2 separate regions of the Homo sapiens genome follow, and region 2 is linked to region 1. A link is a contact called in ENCODE Hi-C data. All regions are on one chromosome and are shown on one strand. Each heading gives the region's core, a stretch centred on a gene start or an enhancer-like site at or near the end of the contact. The rest is flanking DNA. Distances are from core to core; before and after follow the strand shown. Region 1 holds the start of NFE2L3 (NFE2 like bZIP transcription factor 3). Region 2 holds the start of SPMIP4 (sperm microtubule inner protein 4).

Region 1 (6,718 bases), core at 414-2,913:
ACATCTAAGTATTTTGGCAATTGAGTACATTATTTCTCTTGTTTCTTAGTGTCTCACAAATTTTTATCTCATCTCCCTAGTAAAACCATAAGCTTACGGAAGGAAAGAACTCCGTTTCATATCCTTCATGCCTCCAGCACAGCCTCAGGCAGTTAGTAGGTTCTCAGTAAAAAGCTGAAGGCAGCATTTACTAAGCTGAGACTCTAAATCCGCTGTTCAAAGACTAAATGCTGTGAACGGGGTCTTGATAACCTGGCAATCACCTTTCTTCATCCTCTTTGCCACCCCAACCCATCTTCCAAGGCTTAACACAGAGGAAGCAACTTTCCTCTGCTCCCCTGTTTCTGCTCCCCTGGTCCCCATTCTTTTCTCTTCTTACTACACTAGCCCAGGAGAGAGATGAGAAAGCCAGGTGGAGGGAGGGGCCTTTTAAAACAAGTCTTGCTCAACTTTTTACACAACTGCCCATTCTCAGTTGGGCATCCCCTCCTGTCCCCTTTTCTTCCAAGGAAGGGAGCTAAGGTTAGTAAAACCTACCCTTGCAAGGCCCAGTGCTGGGTACTGTGCATGGACAAAGGTGAACCAAACAGGTTCCTTGTCCTCAAGAATTTACAATGGGCAAATCAGACCGATTCTCATCTACAACACAGAGTTGAATGGGCCAACTGTTACAATGTTGGCAAACGGAGAAATCACGGTGCAACAGATGGGGGAGAGATTAATGCCAACTGGTGAAAATTCAGAGGATGTAGCTTTGGAGCTAAGCCTTGAGGGTGAGTAACACAAACAATGGGTAGCAGGGAGCACTTCCTACCCATGCAGTGCTGTGGTCGGTGGTTTACATGCATTATCTCATTTGGGGCTCACAAAAGGTCTGCTGGGGAGGTGCTATTATTAGTCTCATTTTACAGTGAGAAAACTGAGGCACAGAGAAAAGGAGAGATTTGTCCAAGGTCGCCCCTCAAGTGGAGGGGGGACTTGAACTCACTCAGGGTAACTGTAGAGCTGGTGCTGTCAACCCTCAAGGAAACAACGGATAAGGAGCAAAGGATACCGAGAGGAGGTCTAGCACTATGCAGAGCACGCCCAGAGAAGAGAGAGGGGTCTGTGAGGCTGGGACTGGGGTGTGCGGAGTGGTGGGATGACTGATCCCAATGGCAACGGTGGAATTTATATGTGAAACTCCGAACTTTACACGAAATATTTCATCTGACCTCAACACATCCCTGTTTGACAGGCTCTATGATCCCCATTTTACAGATAGCGGAACTGAGACAGAGAGGTTACTCTTGCCCACTCTGCCCGCCAAGTGTCCTCACGTTGGGGTGGAAGCCCGTTGCAAGCTGCCAGGCCCCTCGTAGCTGCCCAGTCACTCTCCGCCCAGTCTACACATCCTGTCCCTTCCCACCCAGCTACCCACCACCTAGCCCTCCACCCCAACTCCCGCCCTTGGCTTTCAGCAAGGATGGCCCAGCTCACGGCCACAGGGTGGCAAGGGGCCACTTGGTGCCCAGAACAACTTCTGCTCCCAGAAAGCCTTGCGTTCCCCGGACATAAAGAGGCTTTGAGCTCGGGGAGCCCCGCCCCGTGCGGCCCCTCCCACGGGCGCGGGCCCCGGGCGGCAGGGGGCGTGTTCCTGTCGGCTGCGCCCGCGGCCGGGGGCGGAGCTTGGCCACCGCGCCGGGCTGCGGGCGGCTGGGCGAACGGGCTCGGCGCTCAGGTGGCTCCTTCTTCGCTTCTCCCGATCCCCGGCGGTGCCAGGCACGGTGCCGGCTGCCGAGGGAACGCCTTTGTGCCCGGTGCTGGGAACCCGCGACGGCCGCCACGCGCCCCGGTCCATTGTTTCGCTTATCTGGGTTCCAGGCAGGTGCGGGCGGCGCGCGGGGTCCGCACGTGTCACCCCGGCGGCTGGGGCGCCGGGACCCGCGGGCGCCGGCAGGGGCGTTCCCGGGCGCGCGGCGGCGATGAAGCACCTGAAGCGGTGGTGGTCGGCCGGCGGCGGCCTCCTGCACCTCACCCTCCTGCTGAGCTTGGCGGGGCTCCGCGTAGACCTAGATCTTTACCTGCTGCTGCCGCCGCCCACCCTGCTGCAGGACGAGCTGCTGTTCCTGGGCGGCCCGGCCAGCTCCGCCTACGCGCTCAGCCCCTTCTCGGCCTCGGGAGGGTGGGGGCGCGCGGGCCACTTGCACCCCAAGGGCCGGGAGCTGGACCCTGCCGCGCCGCCCGAGGGCCAGCTGCTCCGGGAGGTGCGCGCGCTCGGGGTCCCCTTCGTCCCTCGCACCAGCGTGGATGCATGGCTGGTGCACAGCGTGGCTGCCGGGAGCGCGGACGAGGCCCACGGGCTGCTCGGCGCCGCCGCCGCCTCGTCCACCGGAGGAGCCGGCGCCAGCGTGGACGGCGGCAGCCAGGCTGTGCAGGGGGGCGGCGGGGACCCCCGAGCGGCTCGGAGTGGCCCCTTGGACGCCGGGGAAGAGGAGAAGGCACCCGCGGAACCGACGGCTCAGGTGCCGGACGCTGGCGGATGTGCGAGCGAGGTAGGTGCAGAGCGGGAAGCGAGCGAAGTGCGGCGTCTACGCCGCCGGGAGCCCCCGAGGCTTGTGTCGGATCTGAGCAGGGGCCACTCTCGCTGTGTCCTGGCACCCTTAGCCCCTGGTCTTTGCAGGTTCGCAGATGCTGCTGCTCTGATTCCGAATGAAGGGCTACTAGTGCTGTCGCTGTGGTTTTTAGGTGTTTAAGGAAGAAGTGGACGAAATCATCCGTTTGGTTATAGAGAATACCTTTCCTTGTGTGTGATGGCTGGCAAGAGTAGTTCGGGGATGGGGAGGGGAGAAGCAATGCCCACTGTCTTCGCTCAGTACCTCATGTACACTGGGGTGTCGTTCTCTGGGACCCGTGCCCGACCTGGACGATGTGAAGGAGGCCGTGACCTCTGGGAGGATGCATGTTTTTAAGAACGACTCTCCCGGCCTAACGCAAGGACCTTCGCCCTGTTTTCAGCCCAATTGCTGTTCGTTTTTGCTGCTTCCCTGGATTAAGGAGCCATGGTCAGGGTCTATTCAGAGGCCAGCCGGCAGGCGGTCCCCCTGTGACCTAACCATCCCCTGCACCTAGCAATCCTCCTTCCTGGAATTTGTGTAACCTCTTATTAGCATAACGAAAACAGGTACCTTGGCAGTCACTTAGTGACTAACAAGTTCCCTTTGGTTTATGGGTCCAAACCCTTCTCTGGCTTAACTTCTTTCTGAAACCAAGTTTACCAAGATCTGTTGCTTGAAACATCTGGTGCTCCCCATGGAACGTTTGAGTTCAGTCTAATGACACTTTAACACCAGTTTCCACAAAACCACTTTACCCAAAGTTCCTTCCAGGGGACTTTTAAAATTCTGTCTTGGCTCAAACTTTAGTGTTTGCAACTGGTAACGATCAACCAGTGGTGATCAACTAATGTTCTTCGGGTGTTGTTTTTGTGGGGCGCATTCTTATGCAAAATGGGAATTGGGGCTAAACTGGTTTGTTTGTTGCTCTTCAGAATTGCCGTTTGTGTAGGCTGTTGCCAGACAAGCTTCTCCACCCTCCTGGAGGGGTCATTGTGTGGAAGTGCTCGGTGATTCACTGTTATGCTGATCTGAGCCCTTCCTCTTCCTGGGGACCGGAACCAATGGGGTGGGGGCCAGTGAGAGTCTTGGAGGGATCCTTCTGTGTTCAGGATATACTGTGGGAGGTTCTTCCCCACTCACTCATCCAATCTGGACCCCATGGGGTCTGTCTCACCTAAATGCTCTGCCCTCTAATAAGTGAGTACTTGTGCACTACCACCATTCCTGGTTCTGTAACACAGAGTTGAAACCTAGTGCTGGATGCTGTACCAGATGGCACTCTGCCACCCACACCCGAATGCCAACCTGTGTGCAAAGTGCACAGGGACCTGGAGGGAGAAGAGAGGAAGCTGTTCAGTCCTCGGAAACTTCCCTCCCGGCATCACCTGGGAGACAAAGTGGCCTTCCCTTGGCTGTTTTTTTGTTTGTTTTGTTTTAAAGACAGGGTCTTGCTCTGTTGCCCAGGCTGGAGTGCAAAGGTGCAATGACGACTCACTGCAGCCTCAACCTCCCCGGCTCCAGCAATCCTTCCACTTCAGTCTCCCAGGTAGCTAGGAGAACTGGCGTGCACCACCATACTGGCTGATTTTTTGTAGAGACAGGTCTCGCTATGTTGCCTAGGCTGGTCTCGAACTCCTTGGCTCAAGTACCCATCCCATCTCAGCCTCCCAAAGTGCTGGGTTTACAGGCATGAGCCACCATGGGTGGCCTAGACTGGCAGGCCTGCCTTGGAGGCATTTTTTGAGCCTAGGCCAGCCAAACCACTGTGGAGGCTCTGAATCCAGCTTTCCTAGGGGAGAGAGTGAAGTTCCCCGAGAACCATTCTCCTGGCAGTGCCTTCCTGGCTGGGCTGGCATGTGTGCACCATGTTCACTGCTGGGATGACCTGGTTACATTCAATCTGGCAAAAATCAGCTGTCCAGCTCCTTACAGTTGTCACGGCCAGTTCACTTTTGTTGCCTTTTACATCAACCTTGTGTGGTGCACTGGCCAGGCACCCTTATATACAATTTGTACTTAAGAAAAATAGGGCTGAGTGCGGTGGCTCACACCTGTTATCCCAGCACTTTGGGAGGCTGAGGCAGGCAGATCACTTGAGGTCAGGAGTTCGAGACCAGACTGGGCAACATGGTGAACCCCATCTTTACTAAAAATACAAAAATTACTTGGGCGTGATTACACATGCCCGTAGTCCCAGCTACTCGGGAGGCTGAGGCACGAGAATCACTTGAATCTGGGCGGCGGAGGTTGCAGTGAGCCGAGATTGTGCCACTGAACTCCAGCCTGGGTGACAGAGTGAGACTCTGTCTCAAAAAGAAAAAAAATGAAGAAGAAGAAGAAAACTAGAAGCCTAGGTTAGGGATTTGGCTAAAGCCACATGTCAGTGCCAAAAGAGAGACCAGAGCCTGAGTCTCTTGACTCTCAGACTGGCACATTAATTAAGTACCTACACGGTACTCAAGCTCTTGGGACATCTAGGACGTCTCAGTGCATCTGGGATGGGGTGACTCAGCCTTCCACTGCCCAGGCTAATCACTCTCCAGTGCTAGATTGTGCCATTCATAATGAAGAGGTTGCAATTTGGAACCATGACTTTGGGGAGAAAATGGGCTGGAAAAACAACACTGGTCTTTGCGGTCAGCTAGACCTGGGTTTGGGAGTATCACCTGCTAGTATGCCCTCCCATAAGCTGCTTGAATCACTCCAAGCTTCAGTGTCTCATGTCAAGTGGGAGAGGAATGTGTACTCCAGGGGGAGGTGTGCTGATTAAGTGGGAAAAGCCCATGGGAAGAGCAGCATGGTGCCTGGATTGTAGCTGCGCTCTTCTGCCCTCCGTCCTTAACCCACCCTCCTTCACCTGTCCCCACTCACTGGATTCCTTTTGGCTTGTCTGCATATCTAGTTTGGTTGGTTATTGAAGAAGTGGGGTATGCTAGACCCAGACTGCCTGGTTTTGAATCCCAGCTCTACCACGTCTGTGACCTTGGACAAGTTGCTTATCCTTTCTGTGCTTCATTCTGTGTGCATTCCCATGCACAATGGGAATCAGAAGGGGCTTACCTCAGAGGGTTGATGTGAGAATTAAAAAGTTCATTCCATGTAAAGGGCTTAGAACTTGCCTGTCACTTAAGTGCTTAGTTAGTAAATGTTAGCTACTGTTAACTTCAAAGAGACGAAGTGCTTTGTCCCATAGGAACATAATTTTTAATTTTAAAAAATAGATAATTCCGGTGGCTTACATTTGAGTTGCAGGAGTTTTATAGTATAATTTTCCATAATTTATGTACATATGCAAAAATATTTTGGAGTAGGGGATTTTCCAAGTATCAAAAGGAGTACTGTTTTGGTTTCACTTCTTACTGGGGCTTATCATGATCTGAAAACTGACTCTGGAATTCCCCAGGGCTGACACGCTTCCCTTCATAACCACAGTCATTCACAACGGATGAAGCATGCATTCTTCCAAGTAACACACAGGTTAAACAAAGAAATGAACAGTTTTTGTAGAATTGAATGTGTAAACGTATGGAACAGCTGCCTACAGCCAGCTTCAGTATTTCAGAGAGCTGTTGCCACTTTGAAACTGAGAGGGCTTGTAGTCATTTTGATGTGGTTTCCTATCCTGGTACAGAGACCCTCTGCTGGGTGAGGGGTCTGGTAAGACCTCTTGATTAACTGCCTGAAGAAACTGTTGGGCTGGGCCGGGTGTGGTGGCTCACACCTGTAATCCCAACACTTTGGGAGGCCGAGGCAGGAGGATTACGAGATCAAGACATCGAGACCATCCTAGCCAACACGGTGAAACCCCGTCTCTACTAAAAATACTAAAAATTAGCCGGGCACGGTGGCACGTGCCTGTAGTCCCAGCTACTCGGGAGCCTGAGGCAAGAGACTCGCTTGAACCTGGGAGGCGGAGGGTGCAGTGAGCCGAGATCGCTCTACTGCACTCCAGCCTGGGTGACAAAGCGAGACTCCATCTCAAAAGAAAAAAAAAGAAAAGAAACTGTTGGGCTGGTTTCTTCAGGGCACAGAGAGAATCTGATCCAGTCAATATTTAATTTTTTTTGGGACAGGGTCACTTTGCCTCCCAGGCTGGAGTATAGTAGTACCATCACAGCTCA
Region 2 (6,289 bases), core at 2,064-4,563, 970 kb before region 1:
CTTCAGAGGGAAGAACCAGAATCAGCAGGCAGAAATTACAAGGGAAAAATTGTTCACATTAGAAAGAAAATGATCTAACAATCAGGAGCATTCAAAAATGGAATGGACTGCCTGGTGTGGAAGTGCTATCCTTTTTGGAAGAGTTTAAACTGAGGCTGGGTGACTTCCCGTCTGGTTTCCTAGAGAATTCTTAAATGATTGGGAGGCTGAGGCGGATGGATCACGAGGTCAGGAGATCGAGACCATCCTGGCCAACATAGTGAAACCCCATTTCTACTAAAAATACAAAAGAATTAGCTGGGCGAGGTGGTGTGTGCCTGTAGTCCCAGCTACTCAGGAGGCTGAGGCAGGAGAATTGCTTGAACCCAGGAGGCGGAGGTTGCAGTAAGCCGAGATTGTGCCACTGCACTCCAGCCTGGCAACAGAGTGAGACTCCGTCTAATAAAAAAAAAACAAAAAAACAAAAAACACAAAACAAGTAGACAACCACTCAGGCTATTTTTTCACTGTCCAGGTGTTTTGAGGTGTTTTTTCCTTTTCCTTTTCTCAAAATGATTCAAGTAAATACAATACAGGAAATGCTGACACTAAGATCTTGGCAAATTACTTGTGTGTATCTGTTATTTCATATGTAAAATGCAGATAACAGTAGTACTTATAGGGTTGTCATGAGGATTAAAAGAATTACTACATACAAAGCATTTGGTAGAGTGCTGACACACAGTAATCACTAGATAGGTGCAATTATTTTCATTGTAATTTTTTTTTTTAAACTTTTTTTCTAGGTTCAGGGGGACATATGCAGGTTCATTATACAGGTAAATTGCATGTTGCAGTGGTTCAGTGTACAAATTATTTTGTCACCCAGGTGATAAGCATAGTACCCAAGAGGTAGTTTTCTGATCCTCACCTTCCTCCCTCTCTCCACCCTCAAGTAGGCCTTGGTGTCTGTGGTTCCCTTCTTTGTCTCCATGTGTACTCAATGTTTAGCTCCCACTTATAAGTCAGAATAGGTGATATTTGGTTTTCTGTTCCCGTGTTAGTTTGCTTTAGAATAATGGCCTCCAGCTCCATCCACGTTGCTGCAAAGGACATGATCTCGTTTTTTTATGGCTGCATAGTATTCCATGGTGTATATGTACCATGTTTTCTTTATCCAGTCAACCACTGATGGTCATTTATGCTGATTCCATGTCTTTGCTATTGTGAATAGTGCTGTGATGAACATACTTGTGCATGTGTCTTTATGGTAGAACAACTTATATTCCTTTGATAGAACAACTTATAAGAACAACTTAGAATCCAATAATGGGATTGCTGGGTCAAATGGTAATTCTGTTTTGAGTTCTTTGAGAAATCACCAAACTGCTTTTCATAAATTAAATCATAATGTATAATTAATGTGTTACAGGGAATTTGGTGAAGCAAAAATTTACACAAGTATAAGCAGCAAATTCTGGGAGTATTTTTGGGCAGATGGTAGAAGGGCATGTTAGGGAACCAATACAGTACTATTTATAAAAGTCTTTGCTTACAACATATTAATTTCCCAATGAAGGAACGGACCATTCTAAGATTTTAGAATGTAGTGGATGAATTTGATGTGTGGCTTTTATAGTAGACAGCCACTTACTTCTCGAGTTCCTTACAGACACTTGAAGGTTCAGATAATTGCCACGTTTTGCCTTCCCTATTATATGATAAGCAGAAGAGCCCCGGCCCGGCGCAGTGGTCACGCCTGTAATCCCAGCACTTTGGGAGGCCGAGGTGGGTGGATCATTTGAGGTCAGGAGTTTGAGAACAGCCTGGCCAACATAGTGAAACCCTGTCTCTACTAAAAATGCAAAAATATTAGCTGGGCATGGTGGTGCATGCCTGTAATCCCAGCTACTCTGGAGGGTGAGGCAGGAGAATCACCTGAACCTGGGAGGCAGAGGTCCCAGTGAGCCGAGATCGCACCACTACACTCCAGCCTGGGCGACAGAGCGAGACACCGTCTCAAAAACAAACAAACAAACAAACAAACAAGAAACAGAAGAGCCCCAGAACAATAAATGTTTTTCCTCACATAATAAAATACACGAATACATTAAAACTGCTTTTTCTTGTTTGCTTTTTCTAGTTTTTGTTTTACCTGTCCTCTGAGGCAGTTGGGCGAGTAACCGTCTGGAGGGGGTTGTGCAATTCATTAGAGTAAAAGGTGTTGGACAGTATGTCAGCTCCTTCAAGCTCCCTGCAACAGTAGGGCCTGCCGTGAATGACTTCCATGCTTCTTGGCTAAAAAGGCACAACCTGGAAAAGAAAAGGAGGGCACATTTGGCTTGTCGAGTCAAGGCAGGCAGAAAACACATTTTACACTGCTAAATTGTTCAACCTGACGCTGCACAGACGTCACAGGCTTCCCTCTGCACTGAAAGCCGTCAAATCAGTAATAAATAGAGACCTAAATAAGTTCTATGGAAATAAATTTCAACTGAAACAAATCCACAAAGTGGACGGTGCCTCCAAGTAGTCACCAGAATGATCATCCAGTAGGTTCGTACCAGTCCGCTACTTTGTGGCCATCAACTGACATTCAATTCCTGCCTTAAATTTAACTATAACTATTCAAGAAAACTCACTTGACTTTTAGCCTGTGGTCTTTCCGAAAATTAGAGACTCTTCATTCAACAAAATAAGCGCTGTCCTAAAGCCTTCGGGGATTCTGGACAAGAATCCCTTTGCAGATGGTGGAGTCAGTAGTGCAGCACGAACGGGACCCTAAAGGGGATTCCCGGTTTCCAACTGCGTCGGGGAGAATCCCACCTCTCTCTCGGACTTGGGGGAAGGCCAGGAGCCGGCGTAGCTGGGACCAAGGGTGCCAGGGGTCGAGGCCGAGCCTCACGGGCTGTCACTGCCCTGCAAGCGGTGCCTCGGGGGTCTGGACATACCTGGGACATGAGCCTGGGGGCGCTGCGGGACCGCGCCTCCCCTCCCCTCCCCGCAGCTGGCGGCCTTCGCGGGCCGAGGAATTTTGAGGTCGTCCGCACCTACGGCCCGGTGGAGCTGGCAGGCAGGGGCGGGGGCGGGAGAAGGACGGCGGGCAGGCCGGGGTGGGGTGGGGCTGGGGGCGCTTGTGACGGTGGCCGTGACCGCGGCATTAGGTGATGCGTCCTTGAGGGGCTGGGGGCTTCCGGGCGGCGAGCGGGGCGCAGTAGGAGGCTCTTAGAGACCTCGGAGGAAACCAGCCCAGCGCTACGGGACTGGCAAGAATGCGAAGAGGAACCGAGAGTGAACGGAGTGCGAGGCGCCGGGTCGGAGGCGAGAGGGGCTCTTCCGCCTTGCGACCCCTGGCCCCGCCTCCCGGTCCCTTGCCCCGCCCCTCTCGGCTCACCGCCCTGCCTCCAGTCGGACCCCGCCTTGCCCCACCCGCGCCCCGCCCCCAGGCGCCCTCTAGCGGCGGCGGCGATGGCGATACCAGTTTCTTTTTCCAGGGCTACCAGGTCTGGAGCTGTCTCAGGGCCGGCCAGGGAGCTCTCTCATGTGGACTGGGCGGAGGAGGAAGAGCTCCGGTCCAGTGGAGTCCCTGGTGAGGTCGGAGCATCCGACCTGTCCTCCCTCCCCAGGTCACCTCGCAAAAATTGGGGACAGTGTGGCCAGATAGAGGGTGGAGTCTGCAGGATTCTGAAACTGCAGCCCCTGGCATGGCGCCCTAACAGAGTCTCTGCTCCTTCCCTGGTGGGTGCGGACATGGCAAAGTCCTTTACTTGCCTCGTCCCCAGGGCCTAGCCCCACCTTGATTACCTCAGTTTTCCCCAAAAGATACAAATGTGAGCCATGAATCTGCACCTACAGGGTCATGAGTTCCTGTGATGGCTGACAATAAGGGATGTCACCCCCCCCTCGCCACCTGCCACCCCATCAAGGAATGGGATGTGAGGAGGTTAGGTTGTGTGTATATGTGTGATATGGTTAGGCTTTGTGTCCCCACTCAAATCTCATCTTGAATTGTAATACCCATAATCCCCGCTTGTCAAAGGAGAGACCAGGTGGAAGTAATTGGATCATGGGGGCAGTTTCCCCCATGCTGTTCTCGTAATAGCGAGTGAATTCTCACGAGATCTGATGGTTTTATAAGAGGCTCTTCTCCCTTCTCCCAGCACTTTTCCTTCCTGCCCCCTTGTGGAGAAGGTAACTGCTTCTCCGTGGCCTTCTGCCATGATTGTAAGTTTCCTGAGGCCTCCGCAGCCATGTGAGATTGTGAGTCAACTAAACCTCCTTCGTTTATAAATTACCCAGTCTTGGGCAGTTCTTTACAGCATTGTGAGAAAAGACTAATACAGTGTGGGAGGCTAGAAATGAGCCTGCAGGAACCAGAAGGTGAGGGTGAGAATGACCACCTCTGAGAAGAAGGGCGTTGAAACTGTGTGCCAAAGAGTTAAAGAAAACAGTCATAGAAATTCTTGAGTTTACAGGATGGCAGATAAAAGAAACAAATTGCTGAAATGCTGAAATGCCTGGGCTTGTAGGTTAATAAAACTGGCTGAAATCCACTGGAACATATAAGGCCAACTAGAGTCTGCACAGATCCAGCTTGCTGACCTTACAGCTGAATTTCTACTGCCATGTTTCATACTAACTCCTCACTGAATTTGCACGTGGAACCCTTAGGTAGCATGAAGAAATAAGAGCACATGCGCAAGGACTTTCCAGACTTCCTCTTTCCTTCCACCAAGCACCTGCTAATCCCAGAATCCACACTCAAAACCATTTCTAATAAAATAATTGTCCTAAAGCCAGCACAGGGAGACAGATTTGAGCTGGACTTCCTATTTCTTTGTTGGTTGACATGCAATAAAAGTTTTTATTTTATCAAAAACCCAGTGTTATAGTATTGACTTCTAGTGCCTCGGGCAGCGAGCCTCCTTTGCTTGGTAACAGTATGATGGTGCCTTTGCTATTCTCTGCCTACTTTACAACTTTCTACTAACCAACCAGTGGGCATTCATTTTGTGCTGTGCCTTCTATGTGAGTGTTACCTGGAGTGGGGGAAGAAAGGTGTATTGAAGTAGGCACAGTGGTAATTTTGTAGTCTTGGTTTATTTCTTAGTTCCTGCACCTCTGCCGACCTTCCAGTAGTTACCACCCACTAAGCCTAGAGGAATAGATCCTGCTGGAGACAGAGTTGTGTATTAGGTGAAACTGGCTTTTATCTTTGACATCTTTATTTCCCCTCCAATTTCTGGTAGTTCATTGTAAGCTTTTGCCCCTTTTCTGCTCCTCTGTGTTCAGGATCTCCCATTAAATTCCTTGTCTCCCCAGCCCATTTCATGTCCCCAGTCTTCCAGTACTTTCTATACTTCACCTTTTTCTCATCCTCAACCTTAGTCCTATTTTCCCATGGCTTGATTCTTCCTGGGAGGAATAACTGAGCATGATAGATTTAATCAGAGGCATCTGATGAAGATGCATCACTAGCCATGTATGTACATGGATGGTAGTGACACCGGAGAAAGTGTGTCAACTCCAGGTTGAATGATCAGGATATGCCATGTGATAGCCTCCAGGTTCTAGGGGATTTGAAATTTTATTTTAGGTCAGATGAGTGTAAAAGGCAGATAAATGTAATTATTTTTATCTTTATCGTTTTTCAAATAAAATGTACCGGCAAGAAAAATTCATTGTCAGATCGTTGTAAAACAATTGTTTTCTTTGAAAATGCTTCTCCATCTGAAATTTTCAGGGATATCAGGATTGGGTCTATTTGTTTGACCAACACTCGTTACTCTTAGCTTTTGTGATTTAACTCACTCCATCTCAGCCAGGATGTGATCTCAACAACACAAAGTAGCCTCCTACCCAGGGATGCTCAAGTGACGAATTTCTTAGGTATAACATGGCCAGGGGGCCAGTAGCCTCAGATTGCCTTCTTTTGACTTCTCACATGTTGATCTTGTCACCACCTCATTTTGCTAGTAATCCTTCAAGCAGGGAAGATGAAATTTGGCAATGAAAATAATATATGCTTAGAATACTGTGGGTTGATGACAATTCCAAATCACAGTTAGACCTTTCACCTTCAGGTAAAGAATAAGTAGGAGGTAGATAATAACATAAAGCATGAATTACAGTCTATAACCTTTCTTTTAAGTCTGTTATAGAGACCAGTAAAATGAATGAAGAGACCAGGAACATGATTTTTTTTTTCTTTTTGAAACAGAGTCTCTGTTGCCCAGGCTGGAGTACAATGGTGTGATTTTGGCTCACTGCAACCTCCGCCTCCCCGGTTCAAACAATTCTCCTGCCTCAG

What was found. A loop is a pair of places that touch in the nucleus more often than their neighbours do. Pooled maps may share reads with other maps.
Region 2: a loop to region 1 is called in a map with no recorded cell type, with 7 times the contacts of the local background. The contact joins the promoter of SPMIP4 here to the promoter of NFE2L3 in region 1. A Hi-C loop is called at or near these places in 1 of 37 single-sample maps with no recorded cell type and 6 of 50 pooled maps.

What each region holds. Positions count from the first base shown.
Region 1 is chr7:26,150,535-26,157,252 of GRCh38, forward strand. NFE2L3 (NFE2 like bZIP transcription factor 3) reads left to right here and starts at 1,664. Exons shown (of 4, transcript NM_004289.7): 1 at 1,664-2,534. The coding sequence starts at 1,965. RefSeq lists silencers at 1,453-1,832, 1,853-1,922, 1,933-2,002, 2,113-2,362, 2,373-2,442 and enhancers at 1,624-2,418, 2,419-3,212, 2,563-2,752, 6,583-6,662.
Region 2 is chr7:25,177,041-25,183,329 of GRCh38, forward strand. It overlaps SPMIP4 (sperm microtubule inner protein 4), which reads right to left and starts at 3,314. Exons shown (of 10, transcript NM_138811.4): 1 at 2,622-3,314; 2 at 2,135-2,292. The coding sequence starts at 2,268. All of the region lies in intron 1 of LOC124901603 (a long non-coding RNA gene), which reads left to right. LOC124901602 (a long non-coding RNA gene) reads left to right here. Exons shown (of 2, transcript XR_007060260.1): 2 at 1-591. RefSeq lists silencers at 2,820-3,099, 3,160-3,549.